2 separate regions of the Mus musculus genome follow, and region 1 is linked to region 2. Evidence: chromatin loops called from intact Hi-C (ENCODE). Cell type or tissue: heart. All regions are shown on one strand. Each heading gives the region's core, and the rest is flanking DNA. Links, peaks and the distances in the headings are about the cores only.

The links. A loop is a pair of places that touch in the nucleus more often than their neighbours do. Peaks named below come from ENCODE experiments on the same cell type or tissue, not always from the same donor. Only the 100,000 strongest peaks of a DNase experiment are listed, where the experiment ranks them.
Region 1: it touches region 2 in a loop (18-fold over the local background); 6 of 42 quality-filtered maps call a loop at or near these places.

Annotation. Positions count from the first base shown.
Region 1 is chr5:85,579,252-85,595,958 of GRCm38, forward strand. No RefSeq gene overlaps it. Among named protein-coding and RNA genes, the nearest start is that of Gm35251, 120 kb to the right of the region's middle. In heart, for the core only: a CTCF peak has its summit at 7,652 (motif pointing right); no DNase peak of the experiment used is centred there.
Region 2 is chr5:85,983,681-86,000,387 of GRCm38, forward strand. No RefSeq gene overlaps it. Among named protein-coding and RNA genes, the nearest start is that of Cenpc1, 74 kb to the right of the region's middle. In heart, for the core only: CTCF peaks have their summits at 8,602 (motif pointing left) and 11,073 (motif pointing left); no DNase peak of the experiment used is centred there; H3K27me3 peaks cover 1,642 bases.

The sequences.
Region 1 (16,707 bases), core at 3,937-11,936, 410 kb before region 2:
GTAGGGGAGTGGGGGGGAGGGTATGGGGGACTTTTGGGATAGCATTGGAATGTAAATGAGGAAAATACCCAATAAAAAGAAAGAGAAAAAAAAGAATCTTACTAACAAACACCAAGACCGCTCACCTTCATCAGAACCCAGCACTCCCACCTCACCCAGTCCTGGATACCCCAGCACACCTGAAAAGCAAGACTCAGAATCAAAATAATATCTCATGATGCTGGTAGAGGACATCAAGAAGGACATTAATAACTCACTTAAAGAAATACAGGAGAACACTGCTAAACAGGTAGAAGTCCTTAAAGAATTACAGGAAAACACTACTAAACAGGTAAAAGTCCTTAAATAGGAAACACAAAAATCCCTTAAAGAATTACAGGAACACACAACCAAACAGGTGATGGAGTTGAACAAAACCATCCAATACCTAAAAAGGAAGTAGAAACAATAAAGAAAACCTAAAGTGAGACAATGATGGAGAAAGAAACCCTAGGAAAGAAATCAGGAACCATAGATGCGAGCATCAAAAACAGAATACAAGAGATGGAAGAGAGAATCTCGTGTACAGAAAATTCCATAGGGAACATGAGCACAACAATCAAAGAAAATGCAAAAAGATACTAACTCAAAATATCCAGGAAAACCAGGACACAATGAGAAGACCAAACCTACAGATAATAGGAATAGATGAAAATGAAGATTTTCAACTTAAAAGGCCAGCAAATATCTTCAACTAAATTATAGAAAAAAACTTCCCAAACTTAAAGAAAGAGATGCCCTTGAACGTTCAAGAAGCCTACAGAACTCCAAATAGACTGGACCAGAAAAGAAATTCCTCCCGACACATAATAATCAGAACAACAAATGCACTAAATAAAGGCTGAATATAAAAGAAGTAAGGAAAAAGGTCAAGCAACATATAAAGGCAGACCTATCAGAATTACACCAGATTTCTCACCAGAGACTATGAAAGCCAGTAGATCCTGGACAGATGTTATACAGACCCTAAGAGAACACAAATGCCAGCCCAGGCTACTATACCTAGCAAAACTCTCAGTTACCATAAATGGAGAAACCAAAGTATTCCATGATAAAACCAAATTCACACAATATCTTTCCATGAATCCAGCCCTTCAAAGGATAATAAGAGGGAAACACCAAATCAAGGACGGAAACTACACCCTAGAAAAAGCAAGAACGTACTCCTTCAACAAACCTAAAAGAAGACAGCCGCAAGAACAGAACTCCAACTTTAATAACAAAAATAACATGAAGCAACAATTACTTTTCTTTAATTTCTCTTAACATCAATGCACCCAATTTCCCAATAAAAAGACATAGACTAATAGACTGGCTACACAAACAGGGCCCAACATTTTGCTGCTTACAGGAAACCCACCTCAGGGAAAAAGACAGACACTACCTCAGAGTGTAAGGCTGGAAAACAATTTTCCAAGCAAATGGCCCGAAGAAACAAGCTGAAGTAGCCATTCTAATATCGAATAAAATTGACTTCCAACCCAAAGTTATCAAAAAAGACAAGGAGGGGCACTTCATACTCATCAAAGGTAAAATCTTCCAAGATGAACTCTTTATTCTGAATATCTACGCTCCAAATACAAGGGCAGCCACATTCATTAAAGAAACTTTACTAAAGTTCAAAGCACACATTGCACCTCACACAAAATAGTGGCAGACTTCATCACCCCACTCTCACCAATGGTCAGATCCTGGAAATAGAAACTAAACAGAGACACATGGACACTAACTGAAATTATGAAACAAATGGATTTAATAGATATCTACAGAATATTTTATCCTAAAACAAAAAGATATACCTTCTTCTCAGCACCACATGGTACCTCCTCCAAAAGTGACCATATAATCGGTCACAAAACAGGCCTCCACAGATACAAAAATATTGAAGTTTTCCCATGCATCCTATAAGATCACCACAGACTAAGGCTGATCTTCAATAACAACATTAATAATTGAAAGCCAACATAAATGTGGAAACAGAACAACACTCTACTCAATGATTCCTTGGTCAAGGATGAAATAAAGTAAGACATTCAAAACTTTTTAGAGTTTAATGAAAACGAAGCCACAACATACCCAAACTTATAAGACACGATGAAGGCAATCCTAGGAGAAAAACTCATAGCCCTGAGTGCCTCCAAAAAGAAACTAGAGAGAGCATACACTAGCAGCCTGACAGCACACCTAGAAGCTCTAGAACGAAAAGAAGCAAATTCACCCAAGAGGAGGAGGCAGCAGGAAATAATCAAACTCAAGGCTGAAATCAACCAAGTGGAAACAAAAAGAACTATTCAAAGAATCAACCAAACGAGGAGCTGGTTCTTTGAGAAAATCAACAAGATAGATATAACCTTAGCCAGACTAACTAGAGGGCACAGGGACAGTATTCTAATTACCAAAATCAGAAATGAAAATGGAGACATAACAACAGAACCTGAGGAAATCCAAAACATCATCAGATCCTACTACAAAAAGTGATACTCAACAAAACTGGAAAACCTGGATGAAATGGACAACTTCCTAGACAGATACCAGGTAACAAAGGTAAATCAGGATCAGATTAATGATCTAACCAGTCCATTTCCCCTTAAGAAATAGAAGCAGTCATTAATAGTCTCCCAGCCAAAAAAAAAGCCCGGGACCAGATGGGTTTAGAGCAGAGTTCTATCAGACCTTCAAAGAAGACCTAATTCCAACTCTCCTTAAACTATTCCACAAAACAGAAACAGAAGGCACTCTATCCAATTCATTCTATGAAGCCACAATTACTCTGATACCTAAACCACACAAGATCCAACAATGAAAGAGAACTTCAGACCAATTTCCCTTATGAATATCAATGCAAAAATACTCAATAAAATCCTCACAAAAGAATCCAAGTACACATCAAAACAATCATTCATCATGACCAAGTATTCTTCATCCCAAGGATGCAGGGATGGTTTAATATATGGAAATCCATCAACGTAATCCACTATATAAACAAGCTTAAAGGCAAAAATAACACGATCATCTCATTAGATGCTGAGAAAGCATTTGACAAAATCCAACATCCCTTTATGATAAAAGTCTTGGAAAGATCAGGAATTCGAGGCCAATACCTAAACATAATAAAAGCAATATACAGCAAGCCAGTAGCCAACATCAAAGTAAATGGAGAGAATCTGGAAGCAATCCCACTAAAATCAGGGACTAGACAAGGTTGCACACTTTCTCCCTACCTATTCAACATTCAACTTGAAGTCCTAGTAAGAGCAATTCAACAACAAAAGGAAATTTACGGGATAAAACTGGAAAGGAAGAAGTCAAAATATCACTATTTACAGATGATATGCTAGTATATATAAAAGACCCTAAAAATTCCAACATTAATCTCCTAAACCTGATAAACAGCTTCAGCGCAGTTGCTGGACATAAAATTAACTCAAACAAATCACTGGCCTTTCTCTATACAAAGGATAAACAGGATGAGAAAGAAATTAAGGAAACAACACCCTTCACAATAGTCACAAATAATATAAAATACCTTGGTGTGACTCTAACTCAGGAAGTGAAAGATTTGTATGACAAGAACTTCAAGTCTCCGAAGAAGTTGAAGAAGAGCTCAGAAGATGGAAAGATCTCCCATGCTCATGGATTGGCAGGATCAATAGAGTAAAAATGACTATCCTCCTGAAAGCAATCTACAGATTCAATGCAATCCCCATCAAAATTCCAACTCAGTTCTTCACTGAGTTAGAAAGGGCAATTTGCAAGATCATCTGGAATAACAGAAAACCTAGGATAGCAAAAACTATTCTCAACAATAAAAAAACCTCCAGTGGAATCACCATGCCTGACCTAAAACTGTACTACAGAGCAATTGTGATAAAAACTGCATGGTACTGGTACAATGTCAGACAGGTAGATCAATGGAATAGAATTGAAGACCCAGAAATGAACCCACACACCTATAGTCACTTGATCTTTGACAAGGGAGCTTAAACCATCCAGTGGAAAAAAGACAGCATTTTCAACACATGGTGCTGGCACAACTGGTGGTGCAAATTTTATAAGCCCCAGTACAGGGAGTGAGTGGGTAGAGGAGGAGGGCAAGAGGAGGGTATAGGGAACTTTCGGGATAGCATTTGAAATGCAAATAAAGAATATAATAATAATAATAATAATAATAATAATAATAATAATAATAGAAATCAAACTGGGACTCTGTAACTCCATTTTTTGACAATTATTTGGCAATTTCATTTATATCATGTTCATATATGTATATATTTTAGGAAGCATCTATGATATTAGGTTTCATATTGTTTTGTAAAATGCCCTTGATTTTAGCTGTCTCTTTCTATATTCCTTCCCAAAACAATCCTCCAAGCTGCCTCACCACTTGATCCTCTCACTCCTATCCCTATTCATCCATAATTATCTATTCTATTTCTCTTTCCTATGGAGATTTACCGGTTTCCTATATTCTGTACTCTATACCTATTCTTTGTGGTTCTATTGAATACTAGTAATGATTGCCTTAGCAGATAGTACCCAACATAATCAAAACACCATATTTGTCTTCCTAGGTCAGAGTTTCTTTACTCAGGGTTATTTTATTTTAGTTCTACCCATTTACCTACAAATTTAATCCTATCATTTTTTTAATGGCTGAGTATTATCCCATTGTGTATGTGTATTACATTTTCTTCATCCATCTTTCTCTTGAGAAACATCTAGGCTGTTTCTAACTTCTGACTAGTATTAATGATGCTGCTATAAACAGTGTTTATCCACTGTTTCCGTAATAAAATGAAGCACCCTTGGGTTAATGGCCAAGACAGGTATCGCTGGATTATAGGATATATCAATTCCCATCTTCCTGAGGGAAACTCCACACTGATTTTCATACTGGCTGTACGTTTGCACTCTCACCAGAAATGGAAAAGTGTCCCCCATATTCCACATCCTTACCAGCATGAGCTGTCATTTGTACAATTTTTGATCCCAGGGTTGGTGATACCTCCAGATCTTTTGTTATTTATGATTGTGTTATCTATTCTGTTGTTTTGGTGTGTGTGTGTGTGAGTGTGTGTGTGTTTATATGAAGCTAAAAATGATCTTTAATCTCTCAAGATATTATCTCAGAAATTTGACTGTGATTTAAGTAAATCTGTAAATTAATTTTGGTAAGATGGTCATTTTTATTATAGGAATCCTACCAAACCTTGATCAGGGAAATATTTCCATCTTTTGATATCTTTTTCAATTCCTTTTTTAAATGTTTTAAATATCTTATTGTACAACTCTTTCACTTGCTTCGTTAGAGTTTTCCCAGGATATTTTATATTATTTAAGTCTATTATGAACAGTGCTGTTTCCCTGATTTGTTTCTCAAACTTTCTTACTTGTATATAGAAGGCTACTGATATCTATGTGTGTATTTTTTATCCAGCTACTTCATTTGGTTTTTATGTCAAGCTATGAAACTACATCAGGCAGGAGCTACCTCTATTCTATTCTGTAACATACAAAAGCAGAATAGAGAGAAATCAAAGGTATCACAGAGCATCGCACTAGGGGTAACAGGAAATGAAAACAAGGCCACAGTAAAGACTTCCACTCATTAAACCAGTTTGGAAAAATCATACACATAGATGACTTGGTCAAATTGCTTTTGGTACAATATCCTCTCCTATCCCTTTCTTTTTCTGTGTGAGCTACTCCAGGAAAACCCTGCATCTGTCGAAGGAATGTTCATCAAGTTAAAGGAATTCTAAATAAGAATTGCTTAAACCAATGAAGATATGTCATTCATGGCTTACAAGAAATCTGAAGATTAACAATGACTAGTATTTTTTACTCTTTTGTGTTCTTCCAACAGTATACCCATAGAAGTTGGATGTTATACCCAGCCTTCCATTGTCTTTATTTACTAAGTTACGTTTACATTCCAGAGAAGAACACTACAATAGTTCTAGGGAGAGTGACATAGAGAGATAAACATCTGATATTACATCAACAAATTCAAAGCATCTCTGTCAGTTCCACAGCCAGGCATAATTTACTTCACAGAAAGGGAGTGGATGGGTTAAAGCCAGGAATAAACAAAATGAAGGTACAGAAGAAGAACTCTATTGGCTAGTAAGCATATCACTAATTGTTAAAACACTTTGTTGTATCCTGCAACACTTCTTGGGCTATGAGTTTTAGTGGAAAGTGTAACCTTACTGGAAAGCTATATTAAAGTATTCTTTAAATATGACCAACTTTTATTGTACCTTTCTGGAAATTAATCATTCCTTCTCCCATGTAATAAGCAGACATTGATCAGAATCCTCTAGAATGGCTAGACATATCCCTTTCCTTGTTGCTTCCTCAATTTGCTGTAGCTATGTAGAAATGTTGGTTTAGGTTCTGCCACTGAAAAGTGTCACAAGTCATATGTTCACCTTTTCTCTGCCACACTAATATCCAAACAGAACCAGTGTGCAAGACTACATTAGAGAAGATGAAGGAAGCTACAAAAGTAACTTAAGTCCCTTCTTTTTTCTTATCTTTTTATTCTTAATCGGATTTTTTAATGTATATTTTAGGTGTGGGGGTATTTTCCTTGCCTGTATGTAGATATACAATGTGTGTCTGATTCCCACAAAGACCAGAATAGGTTGCGGGCTCCCTGGAACTAGAGTCTCAGACAGTTACTATCTGCCATTTAGGTGCTGTAAACTGAGCCCGATCCTCTGCTAGAGCAGCAGATGCACCTAAACTGTGCAATGACTCCAACTCCCTTTACATTGTTTGCGTTTATTTCTGTGCTTACGTGTACATGGCATGCATGTGCTTATGCTTACAGAGACCAGAAGAGAACCTCAATTCCTATGGAACTCAACAGGTGATTGTGAGTCACGCAACATATGTGCTGAGAATTGTACCTAGGTCTTCCACAGAGCCCAAAATTTACTTAACAGCTGATCTCTCTGTGTCTCTGTCGGTCTGTCTGTCAGTCTGTCTGTCTGTCTCTGTCTCTGTCTCTGTCTCTGTCTCTGTCTCTGTCTCTGTCTCTGTCTCTCTCTCTCTCTCTCTCTCTCTCTGTCTCTCTCTCTCTCTCTCTCTCTGTGTGTGTGTGTGTGTGTGTCTTTCTCTCTATGTCTCTCACTCTCCTATTATCTTTATTATTATAATATGCGGAGAACCCTGTGAATATCAACAAGCAAGCAAGCCTCAAAAATCTTAATGAACCATGTCCACAATACAAGAAACCCCCTTCAAACCCCTGTTTCTAAACTGTCAGTTATATCCCTGAAGTAATTGGTCGCATTAATGAAAATATAGTTCTAGTCCTGGGACTACCTGCTTCAGTTTTCAGCACCACAAAAAAGTTACATGATAACAATAACAATTTTAAGTTGTTATAAATCACGTTTTTAGTTATATACTACTATTCTAAAAAGGTATGTGCTAAAATTAAATTATTTCTTTTTATAAATAACAGGGAAAATCAGTCTTATATTCTACTTTGTTATCTTTTCCCTGCTCATAGGAATTATTATGAGCAGTATTAGAAAGCAACAGCAAGATGAGGAAAAAAAAAAAAAAAAAGATGCAGAACAGCACCAGCAGGGGGCGCATCAGGCTCCTTTCGTTTCTCTCAAATGCAGAAAACAACTGATGGGGATTCTCAGAGCTGAAGGAACATGAACTCCCAGTGTGAGAAACAGAAGGAGTTTGCAAGAATCAAAGAACAGCCAGATGATGGTGTGAAAACAAGAAAGTAGTGAAGGTGATGGATGAGGGAAGAGTTAGGCAGGGTCACACCTTGTGGGATGCAATCAAGAGACTGCGTGGGTTCTAAAGGTGCTTGAGGAGACTTTGAAGGATTATAATGAAAATGTTCATTCTAAACTCTCTTGAAGATAACCTTTGTTTTTGTAAAGAATAAAATAAGTGAACATGTGTTGTCCTCTTTTATAAATTATTGATGATTCATCGTTGTGGAGCCAGAATCATAGAGAGGAATTCACAGAATGTGTCAGTCCGAATATGCTTAACAAGTATAAATGAAACTTTTCTTTTTAATGAATAGAATATGAAGGGTATGAGGAGGAAATTCCCAAAAGCTTCCTTAACAGGTGGTAACGCACCTGGGTTACTGATTTCTTCATTTTTCAAAATGAGAGGGTCTGGGAAATACACATATTTTGGGATAAAGATAAATATCATGAAGAAAGATAACAGTTGAATTCTATTGTGCAAATAATAAGTGCACTATATCAATCAGATAACCAGATATAGACATCAAGTAGAACCATAAAAGTTCAGAACACATGGAAATTTTGGAAATTAATATATGCAAGTCACCAAAAAAGAGTATTTTAGGGTAAAGGGACTTGATTAGATATTGTCAGAGTAGAGATGGGAGCTATGATGGGATTGAGAAGTAAACGCCCATATGCTCATACATGTATACCCCAAGAAAGCATAAGAGAGGCAGGGAAATGGCAAGGAGTAGGCGCTTACGGATTCATAATGAAGGTAAAATGGTCTAAGACCAGAGTAGTCCCTTAAAATGCAGACTTGAGCCTTGCATAAAGCTCCTCTGTGCCAGACGTGGTGGCACACGCCTTTCATCCCAGCACTCGGGAGGCAGAAGCAAGCAGATTTCTGAGTTCGAGGCCAGTATGGTCTACAAAGTGAGTTCCAGGACAGCCAGAGCTACACAGAGAAACCCTGTCTCGAAAAACAAAACAAACAAACAAACAAAAAAAAAAACAAACAACAACAAAAAAAAACCTCCTCTGTGAGGCTCCACCCAAGAGCCAATGAAAACTGTTGCAAAGACCCACAGCCAAACATTAGATGGAGATCAGAAGTCTTGTGGAAGAGGTTGTTGAAGGATTGAGAGATCCAAAGAGGATAGAAACTCCACAGAAAGACTAATAGAGTCAACTAGTATTGACCATTGGGGCTCCCAGAAACGGAACCATCAGCCAGAGCAAGCATGGGCTGGACCTACCCTCCCCCCTGCATGTAGGTAGTGCCACTTGGCCTTTGTCTGGTCCCCCAACAACTGGAGAGGGGTTGGGCCTGAATCTGTTGCCTGCCTATGGATCCATAGTTCCCCTACTCTTGTCTGGCCTCAGTGGGAAAAGATGTAGCTAGTCCTGAAGTGACTTGATGAGCTGGGGGTGGAGTAGAAAAACCAACCCCTTCTGAGAGGGGAAGGGGAATTTGAGGGAGAATCTGTGTGACGAGGTACTGGTAGAAGAAGGGGGCTGATACTTGGATGTAAAACAAATAAATAAATTAATAACAAAAATACATAAAACAAAAAATAATGTGGCCATGAAGCAGAATGGGAAAGCTTCAGTTTGAAAGATGGATGACCTTGGCAACAGCATTTAGTCTAATGTAATGATAACACATGCCTCAAGGGAAGAAACAAATAAGAGGTTGGTATATGAAAACACATAAAATATTTTGCGCCGTTAAAAATAGTTTTTGATCAAGTCAGGGGACAAAGAGATGCAGGACATTTTTGCATTTTTAAAATTAATTTTGTTGAATATTTGTATACAGATACTTTGGTAGTGAAGAAAATATCCATTAGCCTGTGAGGAAGGCCACAATAATCCATCTCCCACCCCATGTGCTACCCTACGTTGGGGTTTTGACATTCTCCTCCTCATTAAGGTGTGAGGTTTGTATTCCATCCTCATAAGTCTCTGCAGTTTATGATCCAGCCTAAATCAAAAGGACCAGAAAATAGACTCTGTGTGATGTATCTTGCTGTTCTGAGGTGAGGACGGGAATGACAATGCAATTTGCTCCCTAGTTCCTGGGGCACTCCCACTGTGCAGTGCTAAACTGCATTGTGAACAATGATCCTGCCATGAAACCACTGTGCTTTGAGAAAGCCCAAAACAACCATGCAGAGGTGCAATGGAGGGTAGTTCTGAGACACTGTGAGCTCTTCTTTTTTCTTTTTTGAGCTCAGGAGATTACCTAACTACATCACATGCGGATCCTGTGTTAGCACCTGCTTGCTACCTGATCACTTCCTGAACACCTGGATCCTAGGGATGATGAAATGTCTTTTTAAAGATACACATTTAGGAATAGCTTATTATTTGAGCCGCTGCACCTATAGTAAAAAAGAGAAAGGGGGAAATTTTCAAAGGGACTTTTACACAACTTTACAGGACTACTCTCCACAGGTAACGATCATCTGTGATAGAAAGTAAGTAGGCCAGCTGCATAGTCAGCAGATGACATCTGCTTTCTTCTATTTTCTCTTTGCTATGTAGAGAGTCATCAAAGAATAAGAAGGTAAAAGGATGCTAAAGTCCTCAAGGAAGATAAGGTGTAAAATGATACTTGAAGGAGGTAGATGGTGAGTTGAGTAGGGAACCAGCCTTGGGTAGCTTTGTCAGCCTGAGGAAATGCATAATGCTTCCCATTATGCTTTGAAGTAGACCAGTGAGTGCACTTGAAAGACTTTAGTTTTCCCTCAGCTATTCTGAATGCTAAGATACAGGTAAAGCTAGAAAGAAGGTGAAACAGGAATTGATATTTTACCTGGAAATATAGACAAAGGACACGCCAAGATACTTTAAGGGATTTCAGGGGAACTGTCACAGTAAAACAATGTAATGAATGCCGTATATCTGGATAAGAAGAAAAATGTAGATCTATGTAGTTAAACTGGTATATGAAACCCTAGCTAGGGTAGAAATACTCATATTTGGAAGAATTAGAGAAACATAGTAGCATATTTGAGTGACAGCATTTGATGCTACTGAACGAGGTTTTGTGGAGATTGCCATCGGATAATACAGAATAAGAGTGTGCAGCTCAGAAGGAGTGGAGAGCACATAATCTTTGAATATTGTGCAGTTAAGTAACTACAGGTCCAATATTTTAAAGTGTTTACATGAATGTTTCAGATAGTAAGAAAAATAATAGACATTATGTATTCAATTGTTGAACACACCCGGGAATTAGCAAGTGTGACAGTGGCTTTGCAAGGAGAGGTGAGATGTACAACATCTACACTCACGTGCCTGAGATGAACAAGGAGCCATGGCATATTAAAGGGAGACAGGCAGAAATCTTGAAAAACTATGAAAAACAGTTATAGTATGCCATCTCTGGTCTTCCCTATTACAAGAAAAACAAAATAAAAGTTGTATGTAAGACGATATCTGAGATTTCTTTAGCATAAATGGGAATGAAGGGTTGGACAGATGGCTCAGTTGATAAAGTGATTGTACCTTTACAAGGAGAAGCACCTGAGATTTTCTCCTTGAAATTTATGTTAAAAAAAAAAAACATAAAAAAGTGGGTACACTTGTATACACTTGTAATCCCAGTACCGGAGAAGCAGAACCAGGAGGACACCTAGAACTCACTGCCAGCCGTGTGTGTGTGTGTGTGTGTGTGTGTGTGTGTGTGTGTGTGTGTGTGTGTGTGTGTGTAAAGGAAAAGGACATCTGATGTTGATCTCTGACACACACACAGGAACACATGCATAAACACATTCACACATGCACACAATATACACAATAAAGAATGGGGGAAAAGCAAGATAGATAGAGAGAAGGGAGAGAGGGAGGACAGAAGAACGACAGGAGAAATTTTCCACTTCCAATATTGCTCCCTCTCTGTTTCCTTATCACCTTCATTTTGCTACTCTCATACCGTTAAAGCAATCCCAGGTCCTTTTTTTAGTTTCTGAGACTCCACAGGCATTAAATACATAAAGATAAAAATTAACATATATTTCTGGGCCCAAGTTACCACACCCACCTAAAAACATAGGGAGTATCACCGATTAATGGGAAGAAAGCATGAGAGACTGTAGACAGGGAAAGGATGGGAACCACTGTCTTTGAGTCATATAGTTATATTCTACACATCTACCGTTGGAAATGCACTAGAGCAAGCCTATCAGTGACAACCATCAGTTCAAGGTGAAGACTGACTTCTTCCTGTGACTACTGACAGATTCTGGAGAAACAGTCATCAGCTTCAGCTGTGCGCCCAGTGAGGGACACACTGGGCTCCCCCGAGTAGTTCAATACCTATGGTCATGCAGCTTACCCAGGATAAACTCAGTTGGACCCAAAATGAAAGAAAAAGGGGTGGATGTGGAAAAGAACTTGTAGAGGGCAGGAGACACCATATTAGGAGTGGGGATGAAGTGGAGAGTGGACACGGCACTGGAGAAGTCAGAATGAATAGTATTCAATCATTAAGTTATCAAGGAACAAATTCAAACAAAACCTACTTTAAAAAAGAAAGAGAGAGATCAAATGGAAATGGCACATCAATAGAAAAGAGACAGAATGTATTATGGACAAGACAGTTAAAGGTGAGTACATGTGTAAAAGGCAGAGGATTTTCAGACTGGGAAATACGCAAAACCCAGTGGAGGTAAAATCTTGTTAGGATATAGTTTAGGTTGTCTGAACCTGAGTTTGTGATCAAGATAAAACATTATGGCATTAACAATGATGTGTCTTGAGCTATGAATTTGATATATAGTCTCTCTTTTTGTGTTTGGGTTTCATGTTATGTATTATGTTTATGTTATGTTATGTTATGTTATGTTATGTTATGTTATGTTATGTTATGTTATGTTATGTTATGTTATGTTATGTCACATTGTGTTATATTAGTTATGTTTTGTGGGGGACTGCCCAAGCCAGGGTTTTTCTGTGTAGCCTTAACTGTATGAGAATTCATGCTATTGATCAGGCCAGTGTCCTACTCAGAGATCTCCCTCCCTATGTCTCCCAAGTACTGTGATTAAAGGCATGTTCCACCACCACCCAGCTATCTTTTTTGTTTGTTTGTTTCTTTCTTTCTTTCTTTCTTTGTTTAATCACTGTGTGATACTAAGAACAGAAATGGGGATTCAGGGCAGCAGGTGACAGTCTGATCTAAAGCATGTGAATTTCTGGCTTTTCCTAAAATCCTACTTGGTCATTATTAATGCTAGAGACACAAAGTCTTACCAGAGGACAATTATTTGGAATTGATTGAGATGCTGATGTAAGTGCTACTGTCACAATATGAGAAACAATTTTTCTACAGTCAAGTGGAGCTTCAAGCCTAAAAACAAATAGTAATAACAGTCAGGACCATGGACAGATACATTAGCCTTGAATGGGAAAAGTAGTTCTGTCTCGGAAGTAAAGTGTTATTAAGATAAGACTATTATTAAGAAGCGAAAATGCTTAGATCTCATAAAAGCGCTGGTTAATTCTGCCTGAAACAATATAAATTTGAGGCTGAATATAAATTTGAGGGATTAAATAAAGGTTTGGAATTGCTGTGAGGTATTTAATAGAATAAAGAAAATGTCAAGTGTCCTGAAGAGTCAAGCATGAATGTATAGATAGAAGGAATTATGGTTCACCGGTACTCTATGATAGACATAAAATGATAACATGAAAAGTATCTGATTTATAGTTTAAAAAGGCAGTAATTCGTGGTTTATATCTTTACTATAACTATAAATCATGAGGTTGCCTTTTACCTTCTGGACTTGTGGCACTGAAAGACAGTGATATTTGATATCCTAGAATGAGTTCCTGAGGTCAAGGAAGATATCCTTTTTTTTTAAATTTTCTTTGTTTAAATTTCAAATGTTATCCACTTTCCTCATTTCCTCTCTGAAAACTTCCCTATCCCATCTCCCCAACCCCTGCTCATTAATCCACCCAGCCCCACATCCCTGTCCTGGCATTCCCCTACACTGGGGCATCGAACCTTCACAAAGGCCTCTCCTCTCATTGATGTCCCACAAGGCCATCCTCTGCTACATATGCAACTGAAAGCTTGAGTCCCTCCTTGTGTACTCTTTGATTGGTGGTTTAGTCCCTGGGAGCTCTGGGGATACTGGTTGGTTCATATTGTTGTTCCCCCTATGGGGTTACAGACCCCTTCAGCTCCTTGGGTCCTTTCTCTAGATCCTCCATTGGGACCCTGTGCTCAGTCCAATGGATGGCTGTAAGCACCCACTTCTGTATTTGTCGGGAACTGGCAGAGCCTTTCAGGAGACAGCTATATCAGGCTCCTGTCAGCAAGCACTTGTTGCCATCCACAAAAGTGTCTGGGTTTGGGACTGTATATGGGATGGATCCCCAAATTGGACAACCACTGTGGAAATCAGTTTGGTCATTCCTCAGTAAATTGGACATAGTACTACCGGAAGATCCAGAAATACCTCTTCTGGGCATATACCCAGAAGATGTTCCAACATGTAATAAGGGCACATGCTCCACTATGCTCATAGCAGCCTTATTTATAATAACCAGAAGCTGGAAAGAACCCAGATGTCCCTCAACAGAGGAATGGATACAGAAAACGTGGTACATTTACACAATGGAGTACTACTCAGCTACCAAAAACAATGAATTTATGAAATTCTTAGGCAAATGGATGGAACTAGAAAATATCCTGAGTGAGGTAACCCAATCACAAAAGAACATTCAAGGAATGCACTAATTAATAAGTGGATACTAGCCCAGAAGTTCAAAACACTCAAGGAAGATATCTTGTCCATCCTCTGACAGAAGCACCTCAGCACCTCATGCCTAATTAGCATACGTAAGTATTGAGGGAAAGTACAGCTACTCATATTAACATGTGACGTTGGGAGTGGGACTGGTAGGGAATAAGCACTTGTGATAGATTCATGACCAAAAACTAGATTTTGTGTTGTGGAGATCACATGGTGTTCTACTTACTACATATATGAGTTATATATGTGTACATATATACATGTCTTTATTAAGATATTATCTAGCTCTTAATCTAAGAGTAGTACTGTTAACTGTTGCTTGCATGTCTATTCTACATAGTGGATTGAGGTACTATGAAGGGAAAATGATATTATGGTATTTCTGGCATTCTCTAAAAATAAAAATAAAAACTATTACATTACAATATGTTAATTCCAAGGTATTATATAATGTGCTATAAATACATTCAGCACACGATTCCAAGAAAAAAAATATTTAATTTATATGGTAACATCAGGGCCACAATAAGGGGTGCATGTTAAAAATGGATTCTTTTCATTAGGATCACACAACAGGAGTTGACAATTATACAAACTAAAGAAAACGCTGATGAATTTAGAAAACAAAAGACCTGCTTCTTTAATTTTTATTAGGAATGTTTAGGAAAAGTAAATGCAAATAAAATGTTCAATATACTCTAACAAATTAGAAGAGATGAGTCCTCAGGTCCTTGATCTCAAATATTCAAACTTCATCTCCAGATTGAACAGGAGAGGCTCCCTGAAACCGAGAAATTTTGTTTTGACTGTTGAGGTCATTTAAACTCCATCTGGTAAACAAGACTGTGAATCTTAATCACTGTTCGACAGAAGAAAACTCCAAAAGTAAATAGGGTAAATTAAAATTTACATAAACACAATAGAAAATGAATAATTAAAGAAAATAGTAGAAAATAATAATTAAAAACATGATATGCAACTTTCCCTACTCCACGGAGGAAGTTGTTGGTCAGGACTGGACAGATTCTTTTTAAAGCCATGCACATATTTGCCTGATACTCTGTCATTCTCTGGCATCAAGGCATGTAATTCAAACTGAAAATTGTGTCAGTCATTCAGAGGTTTTGACTAAACAAGGCTAAACATCTGCATATTTGGATGAGTGCCTGGCTTTCTAATTCACTAGCAGGAGATGCTCCATTAGCTGTTATGGTAAGCATCAAGAACATTGATTCATTACGTGTAGCAGATATCCTGTGCTTGTTTAGATTGCATTTATCTTATCATCTAAGGTTATGTTGATTTTACTTAGATTACATCCAAATAAAGGGTAATGAAACTTATATGTGACAGGAAATAATCTCCTATTGGATGATTCTGCAAAAATGGATATAAATCCCTAGATAGCTTTCAAGGGAACAGGGGAACTGTGTGTGCAAGAAAAAGAGGCCTGTGCCAAATTTCTCTCAGATACAGCTTCTTGAGAAAGTGGTACTGTTTGCCAGGTCATGTCGTGTCTCAGTTTCCTCAGCCATAAAACAAATTTAAAATACCTTGTTTTACATCTTTTTGGATATATTGAAAAGATAAATGACTAACTATTGCTTGCAAGTTCAGACTCTGGAGTCAAGTGCATCTGCTTTGGATTGTAATTGAAAGAGTCATTATAAATGTAGTTATAGTTCAATTTCCTCATCTGCAAATTGTTCTGTTCACAATATTTGAGAATCAAGTAAAACATGCACTGTGGTTGCTTAACAGCGGTTGGCACACTCTATGCAGCCAACAGGCAAACATTCGAGAAATTCAAAGAAAATATGATCAAAGTAACTTGGAAAATGCATACATCTATAAGCATCCCCATGTCTCACACTTGAGAAGTCAGAACATGGAAGTGTAAGGTGCACCCTGTTTTCAAAGCATTGAAAGGTTAAAATGAATGAACTGCCAATCAAAATGACATAAATTGCATACAAAATTTAATTAAACATATATGTTTATATATACATATATATCATCATAGTTATATAATGTAGACTGCTGCCTCTACTTATCTTTATATTACTTTTTCTATTTTATTAAATTATTTTAACAGATATACAAAGATTAGCTAAAACTCTCCAAATATCATCCAGCTCTTGTATACAGAGATCAAA
Region 2 (16,707 bases), core at 4,783-12,782:
GTCTTCATTTTTCTTGAGTTTCATGTGTTTAGGAAATTGTATCTTATATCTTGGGTATCCTAGGTTTTGGGCTAATATCCACTTATCAGTGAGTATATATTGTGTGAGTTCCTTTGTGAATGTGTTACCTCACTCAGGATGATGCCCTCCAGGTCCATCCATTTGGCTAGGAATTTCATAAATTCATTCTTTTTAATAGCTAAGTTGTACTCCAGGGTTTCTCTGCGTTGCCCTGGCTTTTCCAGAACTCACTCTGTAGACCAGGCTGGCCTCAAACTCAAAGTTTAACCTCCCTCTGCATCCTGAGTACTGGAATTAAAGGCATTCACCACCACTACTTTTCCTGACTGAGGTCAGATTATTATTCTCTGCCTATTTTCTAATTGAGATTTTAATTTCTGATTATTTAGTTTATTATATATTCACTTTCTTTAAGACAGTGTCTTTCTTTGTCCTCCACACTGATCTTGATCCTTTTGCCCCAGTCTCCTGAACTCTGGGATTATAGAAGGATGTGAACACACCCACTCACTGGTCATATATATTTTTCTTTGGTTTTTTTTTAATATATTTATTTATTGGGGGAGGGTGCATGCATGTGCCACTGTGCAAGAGTGGAGACTAGAGAACAGTCTCGGTGACTCAGTTCTCGCCTTCCATCCCGTGAGTCCTGTACCCACCTAGCTGTCTCCCCAGCACCTGTTAGATATTCTTGTTCAAAGGTCGTTAACAGATATATTATTTGCAAACATTTCTCCCACTTTGTACATTTTCTTTTCATTTTGTTAATAGTGCCTTTCAAAAGAGGTTCTAAGTTCATGAAGACCAACATAGCTCATCTTACCTTTAGTGTATGTCAAGGAATTATTTTTCTAACCCAGATCACAAGAATTATCTTCAAGTTTTTCCTAGAAGTTCTCTAGAACTATGTCTTAAGTTTAGTTTTGTGATCTGTGTTAAGTGCACTTCTGTATACTTCTTAAGGTCAGGTTTGAATTTCAGCTTTCATACACGTATATATTCAGTTGTTCCAGGAATAGTTATGTGACTATTCTGAATCCTCTACTGAGTTCTCTACATGCATCTGTCAAAAGCAGCTCACCAACACATTGTGTGCTGTGCATACAGGTTTGTTTTCTGAGTTTCCATTGTCACATCACTTTATCTCCCTTCTTATACTGTACTTCCTTGACCACTGTAGCTACATTAAAAAAAAAGTGGAAAACTGGGATATTCACCTTTTAATCTTGTTGCTCTCTTTAAAATTAGGTTGGATCTTCTATCGGAATTTTCAAATAAAATTAGCAATTTTCATTAACATTTGCTGACATTTGTTCATTAAGTGAATCCATTTCAGTAAACTTTATATTTTAATATTTTATTCCAACCCATGAAAAATGCCTAGCATTTCATTTATTTGGGTTTTCTTAATCTGTATGCTTTGATATACATGTACTTTACACCTTTTAATATATTCATTCATAAGTTTCTTATATTTCTATTATGTTATTATAAACAATATCTCTTATTTCAGTTTTCAATTGTTCATTGCTAGTATATGGTCATATATATTATTTTATCTTTCATCTTCGGTAAACAATCATTTTACTGGTCTCTTTTTGTGTGTTTTAGATTGGATATCAAGATAGCTTTATTTGTTTGCCATTTACAATGCTTGCTCTCTCCATCCCCACTTTACTGCCTTGGCTAGGACCCTACTGTTTGGTAAGAAAGTGGTGAGGGCAATGAACCTTGTCTCTGATCTTGGAGAGAAAGCATTCACTAATGTACTTGATGTTAGATATACAGCTTTTGTAACCACCATTAAGTAGAAAATCCCATTTAGTGGAGTTCACTATGTATTTTACTAGGAAAAATGGTGAATTCTTTTAACAGCTTTCCTCTGTTTTTGGATGTGTCTGCATGTCTGTATGCCACAGGTTTGAGGGTGCTGGCAGAAGACAGGGAAGGGCATTGTATTCCCTAGAGCAGGGATTACAGGAGCAACCTGAATGAGTTCTTGATAACTGCCCTGCCTTCATCTTAGGCTTGAAAACCATCTTATAGTAAAGACAAACAAGGTTCATTCTTCTTTATAGTTAAATCTCTGTTTCTCAAGGACTGGGCTACACCCGACCTGTAGCGTTAACTACAAGTAGATCTGCACTACCTATCCCAGGAAATTGCAACCATGCCTTTATTTCAAAAGGTTGTTATGACCATCTTGCAAACCTATTTTTGTTTTAAGAGGGTTTTTTGATTACCTTGTCATAACTACCTTATGCTACCAACACTGCCTATTTACCTGCCAGATCTCCATGTGAGACCCCTCTACCCCCAGCTATAAAAACCCTTATCTTGCCCATGTCCAGTGCTGACCTCCCCGCCTTAGGAAGAGGCAGCCCATGTACACAAATAAACGCTTGGTTTAATTAATTTGTCTGTGATGACTTGGGTCAGTGGACTTTCTCCTTGAATCTTTGGATTAACATTCTGCAATTGTAACTTGAATCCTCTGGAGGAACAGCAAGAGAGCTTAACCACTAAGCCTTCTGTGGGTCTTTTGAGGTGATCATAAGAATACTGTTTGTATTTTAGGTTTTCCTTCCTTCCTCTTCCTCCTCCTCTCTGGCCTTCTCCTACTCTATTGGGTGACATTTAATTTAGTCATTTCTGCCTACAATTGAAACTCTGGGAAATCACAATTCACATTTCTTCAGGTGAGTTTCTGTTGGACAGAAACAACTGGGATCCTTGTGCTCCGTGTTGTTCAGATGCCCTCTGTCTAACTGAACCTTGGTGAGTCAGTTACTGCCCAGTTACCCATGGACCCTCATACCCATGGATACCCATAACTTCCCTTGGGAAGATCAAACTCTCAAGGGTGCCATTGTGCACCTCAGTCAGTGTGCTTCTGAGTGCTTTTGCTTAGTTTTTGTGTGACTTTTTTATTTGGTTTAGGCAGAATCCTCCTCTGAGCAAAGACAACTCTGGGCTTCCCATTCAACTTTTTCTCCAATTAATTTTCTAGCCCGACTTGGATTTCCTGTATGGATTTCAGCCAAGGAACTGGTAGAGAATTGAGAGCCTCCAGACCACCACCATCTTCAGTTCCCTTCATCATGGTGATGTTAAGTACCCACTGCATCGCCTTGCAATCTGAGTTCATCTCCAGCTCCAACAGAGCCTGAGAGATGCTGGACTCAACTTCTCCTGCTTCTCGCCATTGGGCTTCCCAGTCTTGGCCCTCAGTTGGACCCAGGCAGAGTTCCAGCTTAGAAAGAGCATTATGTGTGTTGACTAATATGATAATTTGACAGATTTATTCTACACTAGAAATCAAACTTGGCATTCTTAGGATAAACTTACATGAACATGATGCATGTTTATATTATTTATATTAGGGATTTAAACTATTTTTCTTGAGAACCACTATATCTATGTAATAAGAGACATTCAGCTGTTTTTTCTACTCTTGTGACTCCCATGTAACGTTCCAAGTGCTGTTGTTGGAAAAAGAGTATCCCCTACATGAATTGGCTGTTTTTTCTTCAGTCATATTGTGGAAAAGGCCACATAAGATTTGTTTTTTAACTGAAAATTAGAAACCAAGCTTAGACTGAGATGAGTGTGTAAATCAGAGGCGAGCTGAGCTGAAAACTGGCACCTATTCAATGGAGACAAGCTGTATGTTAGGCAAGCTGGAAACATACCACTGAACATGAGGAGTAGCCAAGGATTCCCACTTACACACCAGCCTGAATGGAGTCAGGGAGACCCTGTCTTTGCTTTCCTTGTATTAGTTTCTGAAACTGAATAAAATTTGCCTCAAGAGGTAGCCTGGCTTATATTGTAAGAGATCAAGAGAAAAGACCTAGAAAGAGAAATATAAGGAAGAGTAGTCGTAGCCTCTGAGCAGCCTGAGATGAGGACAGCAGAAGCACAAATGTTGTCCCAGAACAGTTTGTCACAAAGTGGTGATATGCTAGACCCTGCCAGGCAGAGTGGGAAGGGAGAAACCTTGTTACCAAGTATGTAGAAAACACTGGGAACACTTAGAGCACATGAGATATTCATGGAAAGACTAAAATGCACGATCATTTGGAAGTAGAAGGAAAGAAAATTCATTTGGGAACAGCATGTTCAATCCTGACTCTGCCCCTATAGAACTATAGACAGAACTATAGCAAATCATTCAACCTATCTGTCCCTTTATTCTTCATCTCTAAACTGGCTGTGATCCAGTACTTACCTACTCAGGCTGTTCTGGGGGAAGCACAGTGAACACACTCTGAGAATTAAATTGAACAAAGAAAATATTACCATTTATGTAGACTGGGGAGAACTAACTATGGCATCTATGATCATGTGTTTAATGAAAATGTCACAAACAATATGTATACTTTAGTTACATTTCATTAACATATGCAGATCCAAATAGCATTATGGAAAATAAGCTCCAGTGTTTTGAGATTAGGAAAACATAAGCCTGTTTAAATTTTTCCTTTTTATGTCTCTACTTTTAGAGTTACATGGAGTCAATTTTAGTAAAAATGAAGAGTATTTTTTTAATATGCAATGAAAGAAATGTAAAAGTCTGGTAAGTTTACTGATATAAATCAGAATCTTTGATATACTCCAAGAAATGAGCTTTATGTTGAAAATACCCTATTTATAGAAGAGTCACAGGTTGCTCATTTCCAGATGTGAAGTTGAAAAGCTATGCTGCCTACTTCTGCTCAACTTTCCTCCTTAATGCAAGTCTGCCCTTGTCAGCAAAGAATACCACGCGAGAGCCTGAGGGGAAGAGGTGGAGAATAACGGGCACTTACAAGTGCCATTCCATGTCACATAAGCAACCACCTGTTAACTTCACTTTAGAAACTTAGTATTGAGTCAAAAAAAAAAAAATGGACATTCTCTCTATACACCTATTCAATGTTTTCCCAACCATCTTATAAAAGAAAGAACTGCTCTTACCCAGATTTTATAAGGAGGTCCACAAAAGTTAAATAACTTGTTCCAGTCGAAGACCCAGGCAAGGAGCTAACCAAGATCCAAACAAAAGCCCGGTTATATATCCAGGTATCGGCTGGTAACTCTATGACCTCAGAAGCGCCTGTATCCACAGGCTACATACACTGGAGAATGTCTCAGTCATGTGGGCACTTTTCTAAAATGTTGTTGTGGAGATAGCATAGAAACTTACACTCTGCAGTTCTGGAGCTGTGAAGGGCAAACCCACCACCGGTAGATTTGGTGTCTGGTAAATCTAGATCGCACCTCGCTGTTTGACCACAGGAAGGAGACAAGGCAGTTCTCTGCACTTTTGCACCAGTACAGCAAGGTCATGGATAAGGGTTCAACTCTTGGTCTCCCCACAGAGACCCCTGCTTTCAAATTCTCTTGCCTCAGTCGTTAGGTTTCATCACATAGCCTTTCTTAGTAGGAGACACATTCAGACCATGGGGAAGAGAACCTCAACATGGAAGATGGCAGATTGTTCCTCCACAAGCATTGTCTATTACTGGCTCATTGACTTAAGAGTAAGCTATAGATTTGAAGCTAATGGGGAAAAAGAAATATCGTCACTAGGAATACTGGACATAAGAACAGAAGACTCCTCCTGGGTAAAACCTCTAAAAGCAGTACAGTACAGTCTGGGCTGAGGAGCTAAGCATTAGAGCATTTTTTTTATCCTTGTCACTGTAGAATGAAGCTGTCACTCACTTGTTTGCTCATTTTGCCATAAATATTCTGGATGTCTGGTCTGTTGCAGGCACTGGGTGGTAGGTCTTAATGGTGCTCTCAACAGTCCGTTTCGAAGCACTTCATTTTTTATTTCAAGCTTTTCAGACCATTGCTCACTGAGACTGAGTATTAACAGAAGGAAAAGATGTGCCTGCTTTGATGCGCGTGCACACTCTCACATGAACCCAAGAACTGGGCTTCTCCGCTGTTCCTACAACAGCACCACCTTTGTATTCTCTCACACTAAAAGTCAATCACGAGTGCACATCTACACACACACACGTGTAATGCAGAAAGCCAGCAAGTATCCATTCAAACGAAGGCATAGATACCCATCAGGTATTTGTGAAACGGAGGCCCATTTATAGTCAAAAGATTTCAGGTTTTCAGGGTTTTTTTTTGTTTTGTTTTGTTTTTAAGTCTGTGAAAATAACGGTTCTCCATACATCCTAACTGTCTGCTTTTACCCATGGTAGAGATGGCATCTTTCTCCTTACTAAGTTGAATCCTTTATTATGGAAGGCATGCTTGGTAATGGAGTCATTATCCTGCTGAGGACTAAGAGAAAGTGTTCCTTCCTTCCAGTATTAAAGTGCCTGCTCCTTGACTTGGTTATTAAAATGAGGGCTCAAATAGCTCCTTGTTCTAATTTTCCTTATCAGCCTCCACAGGACCCATTTCAGGCTGTCTGTGAAGTGTTAGAATGCAATTGTGTGCTTGAATAGAGAGAGAGATGGAATTAGAGCCTCTTAAGACCATTATATTGTCTTATTTAGTGACACTGTTTGCCTCACCATTGCTAAGCAATGAGCTAAGTGTTCTTCCTGAGTAGAATAATGGTACCCACGTTTAACCAGCACTTTACACATTGCAAAGCTCTTCTCCAGCAGACATTCTCCCTTTTGAACTTTGCAACAAGACTGGAGCACATCGAGAGTGTGCTGTGATGGGAGCTTTATGTGCTCAAGAGATAGCTCTCGACCTCCAAAGTCAGAGAGGACAGGCTGATGGGCATGGCACCTCTGGAAAGCGGAATGTCTGTCACAGGGCGTTCCAGCTTCACTAAAAACGTCAAGCACCATCATTTCTGCTGCTCTGTGGAAAGCGACCCACTACAACTCCTCACTGAAGTTATCCATATCTGAGCAAACAAAAATGCAGCAAATCAGTGACCCTACGTTAGAGGCAGATACGTCGATGTTAGTTACTAGCTAATCAGTTTTGGAGGACAAGTAATTTTTCAAGCCTTTAGCAACTGTGTTGAGGCAGGAAAGAAAGACAGAAAATTGAGGGGACATAAGAGAAGAAAACAAGCCCTTCTCTGTAGCTAGCCAAAGCCTCTTGGGCCAGCAAGTCAAGAACTGCAACACAATGAATGTCTGCTATGAAGGTTGTCAACACATAGTTCCCATTTTAGATATTTTTATTAATTCTTTGAGAATCTTATATTATGATGCATTTTAGCATACTCACCTCCCTCCCCTAACTCCTCCCACATCCACTCTCTACACCCTTCCTTCCTTCCTCACAGGACTTGGCGTTTTCTCGCCTCCACTCATCAGGTCCAGCTTGTGTTGCCTAATTGCTCCTGTGAGGGGAGACCACCCCTGGAGCGTGGTCGCCTACATGGAGTCATACCCAGAAGAGGGCATTGGATCCCATTACAGATGGTTGTGAGCCACCATGTGGTTCCTGGGAATTGAACCCAGAAGCTCTGCAACAGCAGTCAGTGCTCTTAACCGCTGAGCCCTCTCTCCAGCCCTCAATTGTTTCTCAAGTAGCTAGTCCTCAATGAAAGCTGACCACATAAGTACTTGGTGAGTGAAGGACTGAATGAATGAGATAAATGTGCTCAAAGCTCAGCTGAGTTGTTACTTTTCTCCTCCACTTCAACATCTGGTCATGTATCCTTATAGATAAAGGAGAGGTACTAGGGCTGTGGGGTGAGACTGAAGGAGGGGAGGGAGGGAAAACTGCAGTCATCATATAATACATGAGAGAATTAGAAAGTTTTAAAAGTTTTCTTTTTCATAGATTTTTTTGTTCTTAATTGCACATAAACATGAAAGGGTCTTACTATTTTTTTCCTTGTCTATCATTTAATTCCTCTGCCCTCTCTTCTGTTTCTATCTGCTGGGTTAATGCTTGGAAAAGAAAAGGTGATTGGGGACATGGCACTGTTGATGAACACTGTTGTGCCCTTCTTTGTGGCAGGTGTCCAGTGCTGGCTATATTGTGGTGCACACATGTGATGCCCAGGTGAGGGAGGTATTTTAGGTGGGAAAGGGATGGTTCTCTCAGTTGCTGCTGCTGTCTTCCTCCCTCCTTCCTTTCTTTCTTATTAAGGCAGAGGTTTCATGGAGTGTAGACATTGCACTCTGGGTTCTCCTGCCTTGACTCCTGAGTGCTGATATTATACATTTGGGCTCGCTTCTTCATAAATTAGCAAGGTGCCTTCTTTCTTTCCTAAAAATCATTGAGATCTACATTTATCCTTAGGATTAAGTAACTTCAAAGGATTGTTGTGATATTTTGAAATAATTGGAGACCTCCCTGTGAGCTCTAAAATGAAGGACTGAAATTCCCTGCACTGAATAATTTGACAGTTTGTAAAGCGCTTACATACTCAAGGTACTCCCAAAGGAAAAACAAATACCCAAATCTTCCCTCCAGCCCTTTAGCTCTAATCCTTAAATTATTTTTATCCATTTTCACTGGGGCTTCTTAGGATAACTGAGGCATAATTGCCAGAGGTCCCATATGTTAGATATGACGTATGTCCTTTCCATACTCTCATAAAGAATTAATCATAAGTTGAGTCATTATAATAAAGATTGGAGTGCCACCTACTGGCCATGTAAGATCATGGGACTTCCTTCATAAAAGCAGATACTCCACATTTGGTTTCCACCAACAGATATCAAAATAACAAAAAACAAACAAAATCTTTTTTTTTTTAACTTTAATTGATTTCTTTGTGAGTGTCACATCATGCTTCCCAGTTCCCACTCATCTCTCTGTCTCCTCAAATCTTTTTGACCTTGTAACATCTTCCTACCCCCAAATAAAAAGCAACAGAAGCAGAGAGAGACAGAGACAGAGACAGACGGGGGGTGGTGGGGGAGAGAATAGAAAACGTCTCACCGTGGAAGCTGTACCATGTCACAGTGTGTCCCACAAAAATCCCCTCTGTGCACACATCGTTACTTAGAAGTGTTCATTACAATGAGTCATTGGTTTGGTTCAAGGTCTCTGGCTTCTGTGACACCATCAATATTGGATCCTCACTGGGACTCCTAGCTATCCTGTCCTTTCCCGGTGTCATGGAGATCCTGCAGCTTTGGATCAACAGAACTGACCCTTTCACACTTCCCAACCATTCCCAGATGATATAGATTTTGTGGTGGGCCAACTCAGAGCCCTGGATCTGGGCCTGGGTGGTAGCAGAGCTGGTCGGCCCACCAGATCAATCTTGTCTGCACCACCAAGGTGAGCACTCCAGCACTGCTCTGGCTAGGCCACCCACTGCTGTCATTAGCAGGAGGCAGGGTCAGTTCTCCTGCTCTCATGCTCTTCTGGATGGCTCTCCCACACCCATGCCTCCAGAGCCAGTTCTACTGTGATGCCCAGTCAAGGCATAGGCCCACTCTCCCAAGTGCTGCAGCCTGTGAGGGACCGAACCAGCTCACCAACTCTCATGACCCTGTGGGCATCTTTCCCAAATGCCACAGGTAAGGAGGGGTTATCACGTCTGGACTTTAAGCCACCCCACAGTAGATGAAGTGGCAGGGTCAACTCTTCCATACTCACACCTTTGAGGTCAGCCCATGTACACCCAGCCATCAGGGTCAGCTCCACTGTGCTGCCTGGGCAAGGCACAGAGGCCATTCTCCTGAGTACTGCCAGCAGTGAGAAATAGAGCCAACTTGCCATTGTTCCATATCCAGTGATGGGAAGGGCAGTTCTGTATAACCCCTGGACATCTACATGGTCCCTGGCAGCTGCCTCAACCAGGGACATCCCTGTGTTCTCTAGTGGTAATGAGCCACAGACATCAACACCAACCAATGCCACTGCATAGCCACAGACTCAGGCATAGTCCTCAGACATAGCGGCAGCTCAGGCTGGGACCTCACCATGACCCTATGTCAGGACTGGCCACTTACAACAGGCTACTCCTCTCTTCATAATGCTCAAGCTGCTCCACTTCTCTTTCTCTCCCATCTGGCCACCATATACTTACAAATTATGGTGGCTCCATCTGCAGGTTGGCCATACAGCTGGCCATTCCCTGAGTACATTATTCATTATTATATACTATACTGTATCACATTACATTTAGAACATGTTTTCTGATGGAGTAAAAAAAAATAAAGCTCTGTTGTTAGCTTGTTTGTTTGTTTGTTTGTTTAAGGCAGGGTCCTATGTACCCCTAGCTGGTCTGAAACTCACAAAGTTACCCCTCCCATCCTCCTGACCCCACCTCCAGAATGCAGGGTCTGTGCACATACAATAGAATTAAAGCTCTGCTGTCATTTAGCATGTGCTCAGGGGTTATAAGGACTTGGGACTTGACTATCCCAACTGACATGATTTTTGCTGCTTATCATACTATTATTACCCAGATATTACCTATCTATTTTGAGGTTTGAGTTCTACAAGAATCCAAAGATGGTAACAAGAGTTATCCCCTCAAATCAGAGGACATTAAGAGATGGTGTACAAGAAGACCACAAAAATGCATCAGCAAGTCTCTGGTTCATGTATTCTGTCAATCACTCCTCTTCCTGCCCTCCTTCCTACATTAACCTAACCTGCCTCTGCCATAATTTGAACTGGATAATCACATTTTCCACTCACTCAGCAAAAGAGGCTTCATTTACCTAAATCTGTTCTTCCTAGATTAACTTTAGGAGCAAAAACATAAGATATGTATCTTCCTTTGATTTCCAGTCATCTTAGTATAACTGACCTCTGCAATAGGCATTGAATGTTAAAGTCAAGTCTTTAAACCAATAGATAGATAGATAGATAGATAGATAGATAGATAGATAGATAGATAGATAGATGAATAAATAAATAAAATGTAGATTTATTTTTGCCAAGGTAAATTCTCAATCCTGGCTCCTCTTGGACAAAAATAAAATGCAAATTATTAGAAAGCTAAAATAATTTTGGAAATGGTATTTTATGTCTAGCTAATTAATCCTTGCAATGAATGAATGTCAGGGTTAATTGCACTTCTACTTTAGGCAAAAGAAAAGCAAGCAAGCAAAAACTTTTTCTTTTTCCTTAGAAATCTTGTTCTGCCATCTTGTGGTTTAATTCTCACACTGCAATGTGTTACTGTAAAATGTGTTTCTATAAAAGCTGGGAGGTGTACGTTGTATAGCTATGTTAGTTTACAATATTTGTATGTAAATTTGTATGTGTATGCAACACTAATACTTAAAAGATGATTGCATTTTGTTTTCAAATGCCAGATGCCCAAATGTTATATCTCTATAACCTTCTTAAAAAAAAAAAAAAGGAATGTTTCCCATACATTTGTTTGTAAGTTATGTGAGACAGCTGTGTATATACAGGGCTGAAATCTGCATAGCTCTTCGGAATTCTATTTATAAGCCAGTGTACTGATCTGTTTTCACAACATCAGTGACACCCTTAGAGAATTCAATCAGCACAATTAGGTCACTTAACTTGAAGATAACACACTGTGGTTCTATTCTTGACATTGTTCTTTTATTAACTTCCCTTGTATTTGTACAATTAGCCATTCCCTTTATTTCCCTCACTTCAAACTGCTAGCAAGGAATGAGCTGAAAGAAAGCTCACTGGCAGTCCTAAGCACTGGTTTGAAATATCAATGCTGAGGTCATGAAAATCTCAATTCTTTAATCCCTTGTGCAATTTAACTTCCATCACAGTCTTAAAGTATAACCTAACTTGCACAGGACATTGAAAACAAAGATATTTCTAGGTTTTTGCATGGTTCCGTAAAGCATTACCAGAATTAACCCTTCAAAAACTGGAACTCAGTTAAAAACAAATCCATCATTTTTTCTATGGAACCCCTGAGTCAACAATGGACTGCAAACACATCCATCCTTAACCAATACCCACCTGGCTTTTCTCAGACTTGGCAGCATAAATGAATTCACTAGAATAGACTTCTATTCTGCCTCAGTCGACTGTTGTATTAGTAACTGATGGTTAGTTGTGTGTTATGTCAGATACATAAGAACCATGACAACCCTAAGTTAAATAGAATTCTATAGGTCATTACGTTACCTCGCCGGCCTTAGGCAGGCGAGTCTTCCGGCGTTCGGGGGATTCATTTCTACACAGGTGGCAGTTCTGTAGGTTTGAAGCTCGGTGGCCTCGCTTGGCCTCAGCTGACACGGTTGCTCTGTGCTCCATGTGCTCTCTTACTGAGTGCACTAGCTTCACTTTTATTTTTTTCGTGAAAAAGCAAACAAGCTTTTTCCACATTAAGGCTTACACTTGGAACTAGCCTGAGGGGAAAAAAAAATTTTTTTTTGTCACATGTGACTTTGCACTTTTTTTTTTTGTTGTTTTTTGGTTTTTTTTTTTGGTTTTTTTTTTTTTTTTTTGGTTTTTCAAGACAGGGTTTCTCTGTATAGCCCTGGCTGTCCTGGAACTCACTTTGTAGACCAGGCGGGCCTCAAACTCAGAAATCCACCTCCCAAGGGTGTGTGCCACCACTCCTGGCTGCACATTTTTTGTATTAGATATTTTCTTTATATACATTTCAAATTTCAAATGCTATCCCAAAAGTTCCCTATTACCACCCCCCTCCCCTACCCACCCACCCTACCCACCCACTCCCGCTTCTTGGCCCTGGCATTCCCCTGTACTGGGGCATATAACGTTTGCAATACCGAGGGGCCTCTCTTCCCAATGATGGCCGAGTAGGCCATCTTCTGCTACATATGCATCTAGAGACACGAGCTCTGGGGGTAGAACACCCACGATACAATTTGCAAAACACAAGAAAATCAAGAAGATGGAAGACCAATGGGTGGATACTTCGTTCCTCCTTAGAATAGGGACAAAATACCCATGAAAGGAGTTACAGAGACAAAGTTTGGAGCTAAGACGAAAGGATAGCCTATCCAGAGACTACCCCACACTGTCACTTCTGTTGTGTCCTATTGGCCACGGTAACGGTGACCCAGAACTAGCTATCTGTAGCACAGCACTTACTTGCTCAGCTCCATAAACTAAAGCAAAGGAATCCCTGCTGGCTCTCTATAAAGAGAAACATGCTGACTGGAGTTTCCTGGGTTTACCATATAATTGCTCTACCAAATGTTCATTTATCCTCCCACTATCATTGCCTCTCCCTCTTCTGGTGAGGAGAAAAAAAGAAAACTTTCTAAAAATATATATGGCAATGGCCTTAATCCAGTTGGGACAAGAATACTTGCAATGTAAATGGGATCATTCAATATGCTAGCATTTTGAGCTGAGTGACAATTTGTTTAACAGACAGATTCCATGGCAGATGTATCAAGACAAGCTGCCAAGAGTGGCCTGGGTGTGAGACTAGGGGTAGGAGGAATGACAGAGTCAGGGAGAAATACAGGTTGATGATCCAACAGGAAGTGATAGTGTCCTCAAAAAGGCAGACACAGCTTCTGGATAATAAATATCAAGACTCAGGCATCAGTCATTAGACAAAGTCTGAAAGCCAAAGTTCAGAACTGAAGGACAGAAAAGAACCCAGGGGAGCAATGTTAGCAAAAATGAGGAAACGCAGAGAAAAATCCTGGAAATGAAATTATAGGAGTGTCTTAGTTCTTCTTCTGTTTCTGCAATAAAGTACAGCATGCCAAATAATCCATAACAAACACAAAATAATTAGGCTCATCAAGCCAAATCAGCAGCCCACATATGGTGAGAGCCTATTTGTTGTGTCATAAGATGGCAAGGGTCGATGTCTTAGAATTTCCATTGCTGTCAAGAGACATTATGACTAAGATAACTCCTATAAAGGAAAACATTTAGTTGAGGTTGGCTTCGAGGTTTAGAGGTTTAGTCCAGTATCATCATGGCAGAAACCATCTTGATCTGAAGGCTGGCTGCCACATGGCTAGGAGGAGGGTCTCAAGCCCCATTTCCCCCCAAAAGTGATACACTTCCTCCAACAAGGCCACACCTCCTAATAGTGCCACTCCCTGGGCCAAGCATATTCAAATCACCACATGGGTGAGAAAACTGCACTCACACCTCAAACTCTTACAACATTCATCGGTTTAGGAAGTAAGGTTCTCTTAGCCTAAATACCTGCAATTAGGTCTCACCTCCCATGATTAGGGATTAAGCTTCTAACACAACTTTAGGATAGAGATGTGAATTCAAACCACACTGAGGAGAGACCCAGTACTCAAGTTAGCTCAATAAACTCAACAAATGTACATTAAAAGCATATTTTATGCTCTTGCCACCATCGTTGGGATAGCTAGTTTTAAGTCAACGTAACACAAGCTATAGTCATTAGGGAGGGACTCTCAATTGAGAAAATGATGTTAGAAGATTGGCCTGTAGGCAAGTCTGCAGTGCATTTTGTTAACAACTGATTGATGTGGGGGGTCCAGTCCATAGTGGATGGTGCTACCCATGGGCCAGTACTACTGAATGGTGTAATAAAATGGAGCAAGGCAAGAGATGGCAACCAAAAGGCAATACTCCTCAACGGCTCCTGCTTTTGTTCTTGTCTCTCAGGCTACTGCCTTGCTTGAGTTCCTACTTTGACTTCCCTCAGTGGTATAGTGTTGTTACCTGGAAGAGTAAAGTAAAATAAACCCTTGTGTAGTGGCTATTCCTGGTTGTCAATTTGGAATGAACTACAATCCAGAATTGGAAGGCTCACCAGTGACCCTAATCTGGAGGCTGGGAGATAGAGTTTCTGATCTGGATCTTGGTATGGAGATCTTGAGGCATAGTGGCTATGGATTCCAGAAGATTAAGACAGGGAGATCTCCGAGTTGAAGGTCATCTGGGATTAAAGGTGTGGTGGAACACACCACCTTTAATCTGGGCTACACCTTCTGCTGGAGACCATATAAGGACATTGGAAGAAGGGAGTCTCGCTCTCACTCCTTTGCCTGCTTGCATGTGGGACTGAGTAACTTCTAGATCCTTGGACTTCCATTCACAGCTACTACTGAACCATTGTTGGGAATTGGACTGCAGACTGTAGTCATCAATAAATTCCTTACTATTATAATAGAGACTATCCATTAGTTCTGTGATGCTAGAGGACCCTGACTAATACACCTTGTCTCCCCCAAGTTGCTTAGGCTTGCCGTATCACGGAATAGAAATAAATCCTAAAATAGTAAAAGAAAATTTTAAAAATCATTTAATTTGGGAAGCATTTTAAAAAATAGAAAACAGACTCGAGCCCCGGGGTACCTTGCCAGTGGAGGCGCCCGACACCCACAAGGGCCCACACAGGAGTCCCCACGGGATACTAAGACCTCTGGTGAGTGGAACACAGCGCCTGCCCCAATCCAATCAAGCGGAACATGAGACTGCGGTAAATAGGGAAGCAGACTACCCGGGCCTGACCTGGGGCACAAGTCCCTTCCACTCCACTCTAGCACCGGGGTATCTTGCCAGTGGAGTCACCTGACACCTGCAAGGGCCCACACAGGATTCCACACGGGATCCTAAGACCTCTAGTGAGTGGAACACAACTTCTGCCAGGAGGCCAGTTCGAACACCAGATATCTGGGTACCTTCCCTGCAAGAAGAGAGCTTGCCTGCAGAGAATACTCTGACCACTGAAACTAAAGAGAGAGCTACCCTCCCAGGTCTGCTTATAGAGGCTAAGAGAGTCACCTGAAGAACAAGCTCTTAACAGAGACAACTATAACAGCTGGCTTCAGAGATTACCAGATGGGGAAAGGCAAACGTAAGAATCCTACTAACAGAAATCAAGACCACTCACCATCATCAGAACGCAGCACTCCCACCCTACCTAGTCCTGGGCACCCCAACACAACCGAAAATCTAGACCCAGATTTAAAAACATTTCTCATGATGATGATAGAGGACATCAAGAAGGACTTTCATAAGTCACTTAAAGAATTACAGGAGAGCACTGCTAAAGAGTTACAGGCCCTTAAAGAAAAGCAGGAAAACAAACCAAACAGGTAGAAGTCCTTAAAGAAAAACAGGAAAACACATCCAAACAGGTGATGGAAATGAACAAAACCATACTAGAACTAAAAAGGGAAGTAGACACAATAAAGAAAACCCAAAGCGAGGCAACGCTGGAGATAGAAACCCTAGGAAAGAGATCTGGAACCATAGATGCAACAGAATATAAGAAATGGAAGAGAGAATCTCAGGTGCAGAAGATTCCATAGAGAACATCGACACAACAGTCAAAGAAAATACAAAATGCAAAAGGATCCTAACTCAAAAATCCAGGAAATCCAGTACACAATGAGAAGACCAAACCTACGGATAATAGGAGTTGATGAGAATGAAGATTTTCAACTTAAAGGGCCAGCTAATATCTTCAACAAAATAACTGAAGAAAACTTCCCAAACATAAAGAAAGAGATGCCCATGATCATACAAGAAGCCTACAGAACTCCAAATAGACTGGACCAGAAAAGAAATTCCTCCCAACACATAATAATCAGAACAACAAATGCACTAAATAAAGATAGAATATTAAAAGCAGTAAGGGAGAAAGGTCAAGTAACATATAAAGAAAGGCCTATCAGAATTACACCAGACTTTTCACCAGAGACTATGAAAGCCAGAAGAGCCTGGACAGATGTTATACAGACACTAAGAGAACACAAATGCCAGCCCAGGCTACTATACCCGGCCAAACTCTCAATTACCATAGATGGAGAAACCAAAGTATTCCACGACAAAAACAAATTCACATATTATCTTTCCACAAATCCA